Regions from separate parts of the Homo sapiens genome. Here region 1 is linked to region 2. The links are chromatin loops, found by intact Hi-C in ENCODE. Cell type or tissue: GM12878. All regions are shown on one strand.

What was found. Hi-C counts contacts between places; a loop is a spot of excess contacts. Peaks named below come from ENCODE experiments on the same cell type or tissue, not always from the same donor. Only the 100,000 strongest peaks of a DNase experiment are listed, where the experiment ranks them.
Region 1: it touches region 2 in a loop (2.1-fold over the local background); 1 of 110 quality-filtered maps calls a loop at or near these places.

Annotation. Positions count from the first base shown.
Region 1 is chr7:46,135,967-46,143,966 of GRCh38, forward strand. No RefSeq gene overlaps it. Among named protein-coding and RNA genes, the nearest start is that of IGFBP3, 220 kb to the left of the region's middle. In GM12878, no CTCF peak of the experiment used is centred here; a DNase peak (open chromatin) is centred at 3,375.
Region 2 is chr7:46,055,462-46,063,461 of GRCh38, forward strand. No RefSeq gene overlaps it. Among named protein-coding and RNA genes, the nearest start is that of IGFBP3, 140 kb to the left of the region's middle. In GM12878, no CTCF peak of the experiment used is centred here; a DNase peak (open chromatin) is centred at 3,139.

The DNA.
Region 1 (8,000 bases), 81 kb after region 2:
GCAGTCTCTCTGTGTCCCATAGGGTGGAAGGTATGAGGGAACTCTCTGGGACTCCTTTTGTAAGAGCACTAGTCCCATTCAGGAGGACCCCACCTTTATGATCTAATCATTCCAAAAGGCTGTATATTTTAAGAACATCACATTGGAAGTTAGGATTTCAACATATGAATTTTAGGGGAACATAAACATTCAGACCTAAGAGTTCTAGCATAACTTTTTTTGTGCAGTTGTTAGTGTTCTACTGTGTGACTGTACAACAATTTGTTTATCCGTGCGCCTATTGTTGAACATTTAGGTTGTTTCCTGTTTGGAGCCATGATGAAAAAAGCTGCTATGAACTTTTGTGTGCAAATTTTATGTGGATATATGTTTTCATTTCTCTTGGGTAAATACCTAGGAATAAAGTTTCTGGATTGTATATTAAGTAAATGTTTAACTTTATAACAGACAGCAAAATTGTCTTTCACAATGTGGTACCATTTTATATTCCCAACAGTCTTGAAAACATATAATCTGTGCAACTTTGTTCTAATTTTTCAAAATTATTTTGGTTATTTTATACCCTTTACATTTCCATCTAATTTTAGGATCAAATTGTCAGTTTCTCAACAAGAACAACAACAAAAAGATTCCGGGGATTTTACTTTGGATTATTTTGAATCTCCAGATCAATTAGTAAAGGACTGAAATCTTAATACTGAGCCTTCCAATGCATAAACATGGTATATCTCTTTCTTTCTTTCACTGGTCTGAGTAAGGTTTTATACCATGCACATATTTTGCTAAATTAATTTCTGCTAAATAAATTGCATTATTTTGTATGATGTTTTTAAGGCACCATTTTTTTCTTTTTCTTTTTCTTTTTTTTTTTTTTTTGAGACGGAGTCTCACTCTGTTGCCCTGGCTGGAGTGCAGTGGCGCCATCTCCGCTCACTGCAAGCTCTGCCTCCCAGGTTCACGCCATTCTCCTGCCTCAGCCTCCCAAGTAGCTGGGACTACAGGCGCCCACCACCATGCCCGGCTAATTTTTTTGTCTTTTTAGTAGCGACGGGGTTTCACCATGTTAGGCAGGATGGTCTCGATCTCCTGACCTCGTGATCCGCCTGCCTTGGCCTCCCAAAGTGCTGGGATTACAGGCGTGTAAGGGCACCATTTTTTAAACTTCAAATGTAATTGTTCTTTCCTAGTATGTGGATATATCTATTTGAGTTTTGTGTATTGACCTTGAATCCTGTGTCCTTGCTAAACTCATATGTTAACTCTAGTAGCTTTTTTTGCAGATACCTTAGGATTCTCTGTGAATTTGAACATTAATTTGTTAACAGATGCAGTTTGATTCTTCCTTTCTAATATATATAATGTTTATTAATTGGTACTGCCTTATTGTCCTGGGCCATCAATTTAATAGAAGCAGTGAGTAGACATTCTACCTTTGTCTCTAATTTTAGGGGAAAGCATCTATATTTGGATATATGGATGGGTAGATAAATAGGTAAGTAGGTAGATAGATAGATAGATAGATAGACATGGATAAAATTTAGCACATATCCATGATTTAAAAAAATCTTGGCTAACTAGGAATAGAAAGGAACTTCCTTAACTAGATAAAGGGTATCTATGAAAAACTTAACTATCTGTAAATAGATAGAATCATTGCTCATGTATATGTGCATGTATGTATCATATATTTATGTCTGTGTTATATTACACACATACACACATCTGTAGTAATGATCATAAGATTTTTCTTCTTTATATTTTTTAAATGGTGAATTTCATTTCATTGCTAGACCTTGTATTCATTGGTTAAATGTCTTTAGGCCATGATGCAATATCTTTTCATAATTTGATAAATTCTATTTGCTAATATTTTTTCTTTTTCCATGTCCCCCATCCTCCCATTCAAAATACAGACCAGGCACGGGGCATGGTGTATCTGAGGAGAGGTTAATATTTTACAAAGAATTTTACTGTGACTTCTTTCATGAAAGTTACCGATCTCTAACTTTCATTTCTTATGATGTCTTTGTTTGGTGTTGGTATCAGCCTAATGCTGAGCTTCTGATATACGTTGGGAAATATTCCTTTCTCCTACATTTTATGCAGAAATTTGTGTAAAATTGCTGTTACTTCTTGGTAAATGTTTGATTGATTTCATCAGTGAAGCCATTGAGATCTGGAATTTTCTTTGTGAACAGATCTTAATTACAAATTAAATTTCATTAATAAAGAGTCACTTATATTCTCTATTCTTGGGGAGTCAATTTTGGTAATTTATGTCTCTCATTGAAGTTGCTATTTTATTAAAATGCCAGTTTTATTGGCAAAATCTTATTCATTGTATCCTCTTAAATTTTTTTTATCTGTCGAATCTGTGAGTGTATCCTCTTTTTTATTCTTGAATTTGTATTTTCTGTTCTTTTTATTGAATTAATCTGACTTGAATTGTGCCAACTTACTGATCTTTTCAAATAACCAGATTTTGGTTTCATGATTTCCTCTGTTGCTTGTTGTCTATTTCATTGGTTTCAGTTATCATTGTCATATCGTCTCCTCTATTTACATGGTGTTTAATAGACCTCCTCCTAGATGGAAGCTTAGGTAATTCACTCATTCAGCTCCTCCTAGATAGAAGCGAAGATGCCTCCATTTTTTCTCTGAATGTTTTTATAAACATGTTATAGTTTTACTTTTTACATATAAGTCTGTGATTCATTATTAATTAATTTTTGCATAAAGTATAAGACTTTACCCTTAGCTTGACATTTGTTCATTTACTTTTGCCTATTGATATTCAATTGCACCAGCATCATTTTTTGAAAAAGGTTATCTTTGCTCTGTTGAATTATTTATATACCTTTGTCAAAAATCAGTTGGGCCTATTTATGTTTATTTCTGTTCATTTTTTAAATCTCTGTCTGTCCCTCTACCAACATCAAATAGTCCTGATTACTATAGCTATATAAAAATTCTTAATATTGAATAGACTTGTTTATCCCATTTTATTTCTCTTTTTCAAAATGATTTTAGCTATTCTAATTCATTTGCCTTTCCTTATAAGTTTCAGTATAATCTTGTCTATATCAACAAAATTCCTGCTAAGATTTTAATAGAGATTTCATTAAATCAGTATTTAAATTGACAACTTTACTGTGTTGAGTTTTCCAGCTCATAAATGTGTTATGTCTGTCACACACATGCCTTGTTAGATTTACATCTAAATATTTTACATTCCACTAGTGAGAATGCCTAGCACTATGTTGGCTAAGAGTAATGAGAGGAGACATTCTTATGTAGTTACTGATGTTAGGACACATCCAGTCTGTCATCATTAGGTGTAATGTGAGCTGTAGGTTTTGTGCAGCTGCTTCATACCAAGATGAGGAAGTTCACCTGCACTCTTATTTTTCTGAGAGCTTTCACTATGAATAAGTGTTGAATTTTTTTCAAATGCTTCTTCTGCTTTGATTGCTAAGATCATGTAATTGTTCCTTTTTTGCCTGTTGATATGGTGCATTATGTTGATTGATTTTTGAATACTGAACTAGCTTTGCAACCCTGGAGTAAACGCCACGTAGTTATAGTGTATACTTCTTTTTATGTATTACAGCATTCTATTAGTATTTTGTTAAGGAATTTTGTGTCTGTATTCATGAGGGATATTGGCCTTCTTTCTTCCTTTTTTGTTTTGCTTTTGTTTAGTTTTGGCATCATGATAATACTAGCTTCATAAAATGAATTGGCAAATGAACGTCCTTTCTTCAATTTTCCTGAATAGATTGTGTAAAATGAGTGTTAATTCTTCTTTAAAACTTTGGTATAATTTTCCAGTGAAATTGTCTGGGTTTAGAGATTTCATTTTGAAAGTCAAATCTTGATTAAATTAAGATTTAATTAAAAAATTCTCAGCACAATTTTCCTTATAGTGATAGGGCTATTGAAATAATCTACTTCTATAGTTTGTAAACGTTTTTTTCCATTTTGTGAGTAGTTGCTTTGTTGATTTTTTTTGATGTCTAGAAGCTTTTTATTTTATTTTTTATTTTTAAGTTATTTTAATTATTTTTTTTGAGACAGAGTCTTGCTCTGTTGCCCAGGCTGGAGTGCAGTGGCTCAATCTCGGCTCACTGCAAGCTCCGCCTCCTGGGTTCTTGCCATTTTCCTGCCTCAGAAGCGTTTTAATTTGATGTAATTCCATTTGTCTGTTTTTGCTTTTGTAGCTTATGCTTTTGAGGTCTTAGCTAAAAATTCTTTGCCCATACCAATGTCATGGACATCTGCCCTGTATTTTCTTCTAGTTCTTTCACAGCTTGGGGTCTTACATTTAAGTCTTTAATCTATTTTGAGTTGATTTTTTTTCTTTTTTTTTAATTATACTTTAAGTTTTAGGGTACATGTGCACATTGTGCAGGTTAGTTACATATGTATACATGTGCCATACTGGTGCGCTGCACCCACTAACTCGTCATCCAGCATTAGGTATATCTCCCAATGCTATCCCTTCCCCCTCCCCCCACCCCACAACAGTCCCCAGAGTGTGATATTCTCCTTCCTGTGTCCATGTGATCTCATTGTTCAATTCCCACCTATGAGTGAGAATATGCGGTGTTTGGTTTTTTGTTCTTGCAATAGTTTACTGAGAATGATGATTTCCAGTTTCATCCATGTCCCTACCAAGGACATGAACTCATCATTTTTTATGGCTGCATAGTATTCCATGGTGTATGTGTGCCACATTTTCTTAATCCAGTCTATCATTGTTGGACATTTGGGTTGGTTCCAAGTCTTTGCTATTGTGAATAATGCCACAATAAACATACGTGTGCATGTGTCTTTATAGCAGCATGATTTATACTCCTTTGGGTGTATACCCAGTAATGGGATGGCTGGGTCAAATGGTATTTCTAGTTCTAGATCCCTGAGGAATCTCCACGCTGACTTCCACAATGGTTGAACTAGTTTACAGTCCCACCAACAGTGTAAAAGTGTTCCAATTTCTCCACATCCTCTCCAGCACCTGTTGTTTCCTGACTTTTTAATGATAGCCATTCTAACTGGTGTGAGATGGTATCTCATTGTGGTTTTGATTTGCATTTCTCTGATGGCCAGTGATGATTAGCATTTTTTCGTGTGTTTTTTGGCTGCATAAATGTCTTCTTTTGAGAAGTGTCTGTTCATATCCTTTGCCCACTTTTTGATGGGGTTGTTTGTTTTTTTGTTGTACGCAAATAAACTAGAAAATCTAGAAGAAATGGATAAATTCCTCGACACATACACTCTCCCAAGACTAAACCAGGAAGAAGTTGAATCTCTGAATAGACCAATAACAGGATCTGAAATTGTGGCAATAATCAATAGCTTACCAACCAAAAAGAGTCCAGGACCAGATGGATTCACAGCCGAATTCTACCAGAGGTACAAGGAGGAACTGGTACCATTCCTTCTGAAACTATTCCAATCAATAGAAAAAGAGGGAATCCTCCGTAACTCTTTTTATGAGGCCAGCATCATTCTGATACCAAAGCCAGGCAGAGACACAACAAAAAAAGAGAATTTTAGACCAATATCCTTGATGAACATTGATGCAAAAATCCTCAATAAATTACTGGCAAAACGAATCCAGCAGCACATCAAAAAGCTTATCCACCATGATCAAGTGGGCTTCATCCCTGGGATGCAAGGCTGGTTCAATATACACAAATCAATAAATGTAATCCAGCATATAAACAGAGCCAAAGACAAAAACCACATGATTATCTCAATAGATGCAGAAAAGGCCTTTGACAAAATTCAACAACCCTTCATGCTAAAAACTCTCAATAAATTAGGTATTGATGGGACGTATTTCAAAATAATAAGAGCTATCTATGACAAACCCACAGCCAATATTATACTGAATGGGCAAAAACTGGAAGCATTCCCTTTGAAAACTGGCACAAGACAGGGATGCCCTCTCTCACCACTCCTATTCAACAGTGTTGGAAGTTCTGGCCAGGGCAATCAGGCAGGAGAAGGAAATAAAGGGTATTCAATTAGGAAAAGAGGAAGTCAAATTGTCCCTGTTTGCAGATGACATGATTGTATATCTAGAAAACCCCATTGTCTCAGTCCAAAATCTCCTTAAGCTGATAAGCAACTTCAGCAAAGTCTCAGGATGCAAAATCAATGTACAAAAATCACAAGTATTCTTATACAGAAACAACAGACAAACAGAGAGCCAAATCATGAGTGAACTCCCATCCACAATTGCTTCAAAGAGAATAAAATACCTAGGAATCCAACATACAAGGGATGTGAAGGACCTCTTCAAGGAGAACTACGAACCACTGCTCAAGGAAATAAAAGAGGATACAAACAAATGGAAGAACATTCCATGCTCATGGGTAGGAAGAATCAATATCATGAAAATGGCCATACTGCCCAAGGTAATTTACAGATTCAATGCCATCCCCATCAAGCTACCAATGCCTTTCTTCACAGTATTGGAAAAAACTACCTTAAAGTTCATATGAAACCAAAAAAGAGCCTGCATCGCCAAGTCCATCCTAAGCCAAAAGAACAAAGCTGGAGGCATCACACTACCTGACTTCAAACTATACTACAAGGCTACAGTAACCAAAACAGCATGGTACTGGTACCAAAACAGAGATATAGATCAATGGAACAGAACAGAGCCCTCAGAAATAACGCCGCATATCTACAACTATCTGATCTTTGACAAACCTGAGAAAAACAAGCAATGGGGAAAGGATTCCCTATTTAATAAATAGTGCTGGGAAAACTGGCTAGCCATATGTAGAAAGCTGAAACTTGATCCCTTCCTTACACCTTATACAAAAATCAATTCAAGATGGATTAAAGACTTAAACGTTAGACCTAAAACCATAAAAACCCTAGAAGAAAACCTAGGCATTACCATTCAGGACATAGGCATGGGCAAGGACTTCATGTCTAAAACACCAAAAGCAATGGCAACAAAAGCCAAAATTGACAAATGGGATCTAATTAAACTAAAGAACTTCTGCACAGCAAAAGAAACTACCATCAGAGTGAACAGGCAACCTACAAAATGGGAGAAAATTTTCACAACCTACTCATCTGACAAAGGGCTAATATCCAGAATCTACAATGAACTCAAACAAATTTACAAGAGTTGATTTTTTTTAAATAGTGAAAGACAGGGTCTAGTTTCATTCTTTTGCATGTGGATATCCAGTTTTTTTCAGCAGCATTTATTAAAGAGACTGTTTTTTCCTCACCTTTGTTAAAAATTAGTTAGCTCTAGGTGTGTGGATTCCTTTCTGGACTCTCTATTCTACTCTATTGGTCTATGTGTCTGTTTTTATGCAGGTGTCGTATTGTTTTGACTATGATAGCTTTGCAGTATTGCAGGGACCAAGGGGAGATTTCCCCCTTTGCCCTCAGAAGATTCATTGGAAAATCAACTTGCAAAATATAGATTAATAAAGGCATACACATTTATTTAACATGTGTACACAGAGACCTTCAGAATGAAGACCCAAAGATTCAGGGGAAATTGTCCACTTTTGTGCTTAGGTTCAACAAAGTACGAACAGTTTTGAAGAAATACGACTGGACAAAAAAGGACATGATCTAATGCTAATAGATGGAGTGGGGAAACCCAACAAGGCCTGTCTGTCAATATTTCTCTTGGCCTCTCTGAGTGGCATTCCTTCCTTCTGGGTGTAAAGCAGGACCCTCTCTGGAATGGGGGGGTCTTATGACCTATAGTCAAGCAAGGTAGATCAGGTAACTTTTTTTCTTTTTAAGTTATTTTTTTACATGGCCAGTTTTTACATAGAAAGGTGGAGAAAAAATTAGAGTACTATTTTTAGGTTTTATGACTGTCTTTGGGGAAAAGAGATTCTGGTTTCTATGAGCCACCTTACAGAATGGGAATTCTAGTTTCTATGGCAAGCCTCAGGGGAGAATGGGACTGAGAGACAGGAAGGCATGAAAAGTCAAAGAAAATCTTTTGT
Region 2 (8,000 bases):
GCACATTGGACCCCTGGGGTTATTTTATAAGATTGGAAACATTTAATTCACTATAACTAAAAGTATATATTTTTAAACATTAAAAACAAAAGCATCCACAATTTCATCACCTACATAACTATACATGACATAGCATGCATGTGTTTAGATAATATGAACTGTTCAAGTTTTAAACTTGTCCCTAAACCAGGGTCTTTTTCCCCAAAAGTAAGTGTTATTAAGGACTCGTGGAATAGTTCAGATTAGTTTAAATGTAAATATCAGTATATATCTTAATACTATTTATGTATGTCTCTTTTTCTCTATCTATCAAGAGAAAGACACAAGAGAAATGAAACTTAAGTCTGTCCCATCCTCATATTCTGTGGTGAAGGGACAGAATGTTCTGGCTAGAAAGTAGAAATAATGCCGAATGTTAGGAAGGTTATTAAGCAGCCCACATGATTGAGGATAGAACATGTTTAATTTTGTTCTCAAAAAAAGAAAAATGATCTCCGTAAAGTCACAGCAGCTTGATGACAGTCTGGCCGCTTTGGAAGCTGGTAAGTCCTCTTCTGTCCAGGAACAGGGTAATGTCTGCGCTCAGAGCAGCAGTTCTCAAATGTTTTGGTCTCAGAATTCCTTTATATTCTTAAAAATTATTGAAGACCTCAAAGAGCTTGTATTTAAGTGAATTATATCAATAGATATTTACTGTCACAAAAATTAAAACCTGATTTTAATATTATTAATAAAAGTAACAATACATTTACTAGCACATACTGTGAAATAATAAAAAATATATATTTGGTTTCTGCCCCCAGTTTCTGGCATTTAGCTCCTAAAACTCTTGTAATTTCCTGGGTGATAGGAGAATCTTTTTTTTCTACTGAGGGTACTCTTGGTGGGCTCCTGGATGGGGTCTGGTAACCAGAAAGACCAACACATGATTAGAAGCTTGAAATTTTCAGCCATATCCCCCAGCCTCTGGGAAGGGGAAAGGGGCTGAAGATTGAGTTAATAATTGGGTGTTTTATTTTGCCTATTTGATGAAGCCTCCATAAAAATCCCTGAACAATGGGGTTCAGGGAGTTTCCAGGTTGATGAAAACACCCATGTGCTGGGAAGCTGGTGCACCCCAAATCCATGGGGACAGAAGCTCCTGTGCCCAGGAGCCTTCTGGACCATGCCCTGTGCATGTCTTCGTCTGGCTAGTCACCTATGTCCTTTATCATATCCTTCAAAATAAAGCAGTAAACATAAGGAAAGTGTTTCCCTGAGTTTTGTGAGCCATCCTGGAAAATTACCAAACCTAAGGAGGGGGCTGTGGGAACCCCTGATCTATAGCTGGTGGGTCAGAAGTACATGGTCTCAACCTGGGGCTTGTGATTGGCATCTGGGGTCAGGGGCAGTCTTATGGGATTGGGCTCTTAACCTGTGGAGTCTGTGCTCACTCAGTTAGATTCAGAGCTGAATTGAATTGTGTGATACACAGCTGGTTTAATGTGAGAAACCCCACCCCTACCGCCTCATTTTGGTGACCAGAGTGTTCTGTGTTGAGTGCATAGTAAGAGAAAACAGTTCTGTTTCTCCATTAAACACATACATACATAATGTATTATTAATACAAATACATTTTCTGAAAAACATAGTGACAAATGGCATTGTTTTCTATTTTTTGCAAGTCTATGTTTGGCTATATAGGAGACGCATTCTCATAGCTGCTTCTGCATTCGTCTTCTGTGATGTCGATTCAGGTAGCTTGTAGAAACCTCCAGTGTACACTCCTGAGTTAATAACACTGAACAAAGCAAATAACGTCTCATTATTATTACAAAAGTAGTTCTGATTTAGTGGACTCCTTAAAGGTTTACTGTGAACTCCACAGAGGCTCCTGGAACACACTTTGAGGACCCCATGTCTAGGGTGAGTTCAGGAAGGAGATGCTTAGAGATGATGGGATGAGAGGTTCTTGGGTGTCTACTCCATTCCTCAGGGAAAAATAATAATCAGATTTTTTGTATATTAGTATCAGCCCAAATAACTGTTAGATTACTTTACATTTTCTTTTAACCCTTGGACAAACAATTTACATCTAAATCCAATAACTTTAAGAAATGTGTTCATTTGTATTGCTACTAGAGCTGGCTAAATTTGTATAGATGTATCAGTTGAGATGTAAGTGATAATTTTTGGAATAAAAGTTATTTTGTATCTTTAATAGCGGTAAAGCACGTGTTCATCCTATGACCAGAAGGTTTTCTGAGAACAGTAATCACATTCAGTCTCCACATCTCCGGGGTCCAAACCCTTTACATTGGGCTTCATTGAAAGGATAAATTGGAGTTTGAGTTGATAAAAAAGTTATTTTAATGCTTTTACTTCATGTACCTTTTCTAAATTTTTCTTAGAAGATCGATATTAACACTGGAGCTATTTTAGGTAAACAATCAGATTTTGAAAATAATTTATTTTGGGGAACAATTCTAGTCCTATTAGCAATATTTCTTGGTTGGAACTTCATTAAGGTGGCTTTGAAAAGGAGCTTCGACTGCCCTGTGTGAGGCTGTTGGCACCCACTGCTCAGTCTCCAGCCTGAATCTCCCCAGGCATCTCTCTGTGTCCTGCTTCTCCCCAAGACCCTCTTTGCCTTGGAGTCTTCTGGGGTGCTGTCCCTAGCTCCAAGACAACATTTATTTCTCTCTGTGGTTTCTACTTCCCATTGTGAAAGCACAAGACTTAACCCTAAATCCACTAGTGACACTGATAATGAAGCAATGACTGTGGACCCCAGCCTGAAACAAGCCCTGGGGTGTGGGGTGCACTGAGTTGATGTCAGGCCTTCTGTTGTGGGTGTTTTATTTTGTCAAGTCATGGACCCACCCCTGGGCTCCAAGGACATTTGCATTATCTGGACACACTTAGAGGATGCTTGGAGGTAGAAAGGCTTTAAAGATTAGCCCTAAACCTCATGTTACCAAGCTAATAAAATGGTTAGCCATGATGCTAACTCACTTATTTACAATTTTAGAAAACAATATTCAATGTTCAAACAATATGTACTTGGGCCCTGTTATGACTGAATTATGACCGTTTCTCAATTCATATGTTGAATTCTCAACCCCTTGCACCTCTGAATATGACTGTATTTGGAGATGAGTCATTTAAACAGATGATTACATTTAAGTGGGGTAATTGGGATGGGCCCTGATCCAATATGACTGCGGTCCTCATAAGAAGAGGAAGTTAGAACACAGACACACACGCACACAGAAACACACACGAAAAAGCATGTGAAGATACAGGCAGAAGATGGCCATCTACACATCCAGGAAAAAAGCCACAGGAGAAACCAAGCCTGCCAACACCCTGACCTTGGACTTCCAGCCTCCAGGACAGAATATATTTTCACGGTTTAAGCCACCCAGGTTGTGCAGTATTTGCTATGGCAGCCAACCAGGCTGATACAGGCCTCTGTGCCTGACACTGCTCCAGGCCCAGGGAACACTGTATTGCGAGCCACCCTCAGGAACTTGCTCTAGTGTGTTCTCTCAGATTCATCCTATGCACAAGCTGGGCCCTTGGGGTCAGCAAGGCACTCTCTTTGCCAAGAACCTGTGGGCTAAGGGGCACACAAGGCTATACTTTGAGAATTACTAGAACATAGTCATTTATATCAGAAGAGATGGTCACAGGTAAAGCCAGAGTCTGCGTAACCAGACAAGATGCATTAATCAATTCATTTATTAAATATGTATTCTGCAATGTGGAATAGATGTGGAAATAGAGTCTGAGTTGGGTCCTCAGAGACATGATGGTCCAGTTGGGAGCCCAAGAGTCAGCACATTAACAGTGAGGGAAGACATAGTCAAGATGAAAGGGATTCCTGGGAAAGACACAAAGAAGTGGGCTGAGCCAGGAAAGAGTATGTTTAGGGGTCCCTGTGGCTGATCAGGGCAGAGTCCCTCCGGAGCAGGATCTTAAGTGCAACCTGAGGACTGGAAGGGCCTTGTGAGGAGCAGGGCAAGAGTCTCCCAGGCAGAGGGACCAGCCGTGCAAAGGGCCTGGGGTGGTGAAGGGCTTGCTGTATTGGAGCTGCTGAGGGAATCCCCTGTGTCTGGCCTCAGAGAGAGGAGCAGCAAACTGTGAGGCGAGGGTGGAGAAGTGAAGGGAACTGGGTTCCCAGGGGCCTGTGGGCCATGGCGAGGCATCTGAATTTTATTCTAATGCACTGGGGACACATTGAGGCCTGGTGAGCTAGTGAGGAATGTTGTGATTCCACAGAATTTTGGAAGAACCCACTGATTTGGTGGAGCAGGGGACTGAGGGGAGGAGTGCAGGAAGCTGGGAGCTGCTTAGCCTCTGTCCAGGCCACAGGGGCCAGCAGCCAGTGCTGGAGCAGCAGCCTGCCTTTCCTCTGCCTGTTGGCTCCAGGCCCCAGCCCGCAAGCCCCAGACCAGGCGTGGCTCTCCTCGAGTCTTAACATGACCTAAAAAGGGGGATTTAAAACATCTATTCCTTTCTATTGAAACATAGTTTTTTCCAACTAGGTTTTATTTTATTTTTTTTTAGATGGAGTCTTGCCCTGTCTCCCAGGCTGGAGTGCAATGGTGCAATCTTGGCTCAATGCAAGCTCTGCCTCGCGGGTTCAAGCAATTCTCCTTCCTCAGCCTCCCGAGTAGCTGGGATTACAGGCACCTGACTCCACACCCAGCTAATTTTTGTATTTTTTAGTGGAGACGAAGTTTCACCATGTTGGCCAGGCTGGTCTCGAACTCCTGACCTCAGGTGATCTGCCCACCTCGGCCTCCCAAAGTGTGAAGATTACAGGCATGAGCTACTGCGCCTGGCCGCAAGTAGTTACTTTAATAGCTGACATTCATTCAAGACTTACCAAATGCCAGACATCATTTTGCACATTTTCTGTACAGGTTGTTGTGTTATCATTGCAATAGCCATGGGATGTAAACATTTTCTTTTTTTTTTCATTTCTCAGGTGACGAGGATTTTATGGGCCTTAGTTTCTTTTTCTTTCTTTCTTTTTTTTTTTTTCTTTTTGAGATGGAGTTTTGCTTTTGTTGCCCAGGCTGGAGTGCAATGGCGCCATCTCAGCTCACTGCAACCTCTGCCTCCTGGGTTCAAGCAATTCTCCTGCTTCAGTCTCCCGAGTAACTGGGATTACAAGCATGTGCCTCCACACCCAGCTAATTATGTATTTTTAGTAGAGATGGTGTTTCTCCATGTTGGTCAGCCTTGTCTCGAACTCCCGACCTCAGGTGATCCGCCCGCCTTGGCCTCCCAAAGTGCTGGGATTACAGGCGTGAGCCACCACGCCTGGCCAGTTTCTTTGTTTTTAAAATAAGAATATAATATAGCAAAAGTCCTGTCGTTACATAAAGGGGCACACGAATGTGAATACACATGTACACACAGATGTGCACACACATGCACACATGGCAGCCATGAGTGATGTTCATGGATAATTACAAGATAGTTGGAACATAAATTATGTTGTGTTTTTCATAGCACTCTGTATGTTTTGAAATAATGAGTGGCTAAATAGTGAATCCATTTTTTTGGATACTACAAGTTTCAGAGATTTTATGGAAGATAAAAAAGATGGAACAATAAATGCAAAGCACGGTTTGTTATTATGATGAACTCTTACATTGTGATAGGTTCACATATTCAGGAACATCTTAATGTGATTGCTATATGATATACCCATTTAATAAAGAAAATGATAAAAGAAGGGAACATTAACACAAAGTAAATGCCAAATAATGTTAAAAGTTTGAACAATGACACCACACTTATTTAATATGAACATTTATCATTTCTACAGTGGAGGCTGAAAACTCACAAATCAGGCATTGTACTATTTGCAAGCTTAATCTTTCATGACAAATGGTTCAGACATAGAAAAATGTCTTTCAGTTTTCATTGCCATTGCTTGAATTGTTCAAAACATATTTTCAAGTTGGGCCTTCAGTGCACATTGCCTCTGCTAAGTTCTTTTCTTTTCTTTCTTTTTTTTTCTTTTAACACTTGCTTGCCCTGGTTTTGGTTTTACCATCGACATTGATTTTGCTCCTGCTACTTCAGTTGCTGATTCACTCTCATCTCATGAGAGAGCATTTCACAGCAACTCTCATGTTTTCTCCATAAATTTCTTCCACTGAAGCACATTTTCTCTTAAAAATCTATCCATTGGTGATCTTGCTAAATCAACAATTTCATTTTTGACTGCAAAAAAGTTGTCCTTTCTCACTTCATATAAATAGCAAGCTTAAAGCAAGTTCATGCATCACTCACAACTTCGTAAAGTTCCCCTTCTATAAATGACTGACTTTCAGCTGCCAAAAAGCAATTTTATTGATATGGACTTTTTAAAAGCCTTTGGATCATTTTTTATAATATATCCATTTAGTATCCAAAATGACTTATAATTTTATTTTTTTCATTCTTGAGTATTTCTTTCTGCAAAAAAAAACTAATTCTCATGAGAGAATGATTTAAAGAGCTTTATAATTTTTCTTATATTTAAAAACTGTGGCAGAGGCATTTTACAGATGATACTGCTTAGATTTGACCCACAACCAGATCAGAGTTATTGTTTTCACTATTCTGGTTTTTCAAAGTTGTAGTGCATTCACTTCTGCTGCTGTTTGTTTTTCATGTTTTGTCCATCAACCTCCTATTGGTGTAAGATACTTTAGTCACAAGGTGAAATGCATGCTCATCAGTGATAACTTTCTGAATTTGTCTGTGATTGTGCTGGTAATCAGTGTTAGTAAGCTATGACTGTGTAACAAATTACTCCAAAACCTAACAGTTAAAAAAAAATTTAATTATCTCACAGTTTCTGTGTTCTAAGTGGTTCTGGCTCAAGTCTGTCAAGGGGCTGCAGTCAAGTTGTTGGCTGGGTGGGAGGGGAGGCATCTTAAGGCTCAACTGGGAGAGGACCTGCTTCCAAGCTCACTCATGTACTTGTTGGCAGCCTCAGAAGATGCGCTTCTAGGGTCACCCACATGGTGCCTTTGCACAGGATTCCCTCACAGCATGGCAGCTGGCTTCCCCAGAGCTAGTGATCCAAGAGAGAGCAAGAAAGACAACCCAAAACTGAAGTCTGTTTTTTTATAACCTCTTTTTGGGAGTGACCACTCATCACTTGGGCCATTGGTTTAAAGCAGGTCACCAAATCTGGCCCACCCTCAAAGGAAGGGGATCACTGGAAGCTATCTTAGACACTGCTTACCACACAACAACATCTGCTTCAAGTTCTACTTCAAAAGTTTCTAATCTTTTCTCAAGTAAAGACAATAGTTTTTCTCCAGAATAGTTCCCATGAATTCTTATTAAACCAAGAGTCAATGAAGTTTCAATGTAGCATGCATGAACATTCATGTATCTTTGATTCTGATAACTGGCCACTCATCTACCTAAATGTTTATTTTCTTATTTTCGCATTTGAAAGTGCCAAATTGATGTGCAGTTGTTCCATTGTATTGTAAAAGTTATGTATTAACGCAATAATTGATGATGGACGTTTTGGCCATTGCAGTCCCTTGCTTAAGAAACTTGCCCTAACAAATTTAGTTTCATGTTTTTTTTTTTTCTCCAAATCTTGTCTTTTTCAATGGTGTTCTGGGATCAGCTTGTGAACCAACTCACGTCATCTCTTCTCAACTCCACAGTCAGTGACATCATGTTGGTAGCTTAAAGTTGGCCGCTGTGGAGGATATAGCTACATGTGGGATTTGGCAAATGTTACAGACCACCATTTCCATCCCTACTGTATTGTTCCTTAAGAGTAGTTGGCATCAGCTTATGAGTATTATTTTTAGAGCTTTATTTTGCCAATAATGCTATGATAATATCCAGGGTGCTGAAGTAGATGATGCTTTGCTTTGCAGTGATTCAAATATATCTGGTTATGAGATAAATGACTTCCCTTATCTCTTATGCTTTCAACATTTTTGTACTCTGTATTATGGATATCTCAAAATTACCTAATAAAT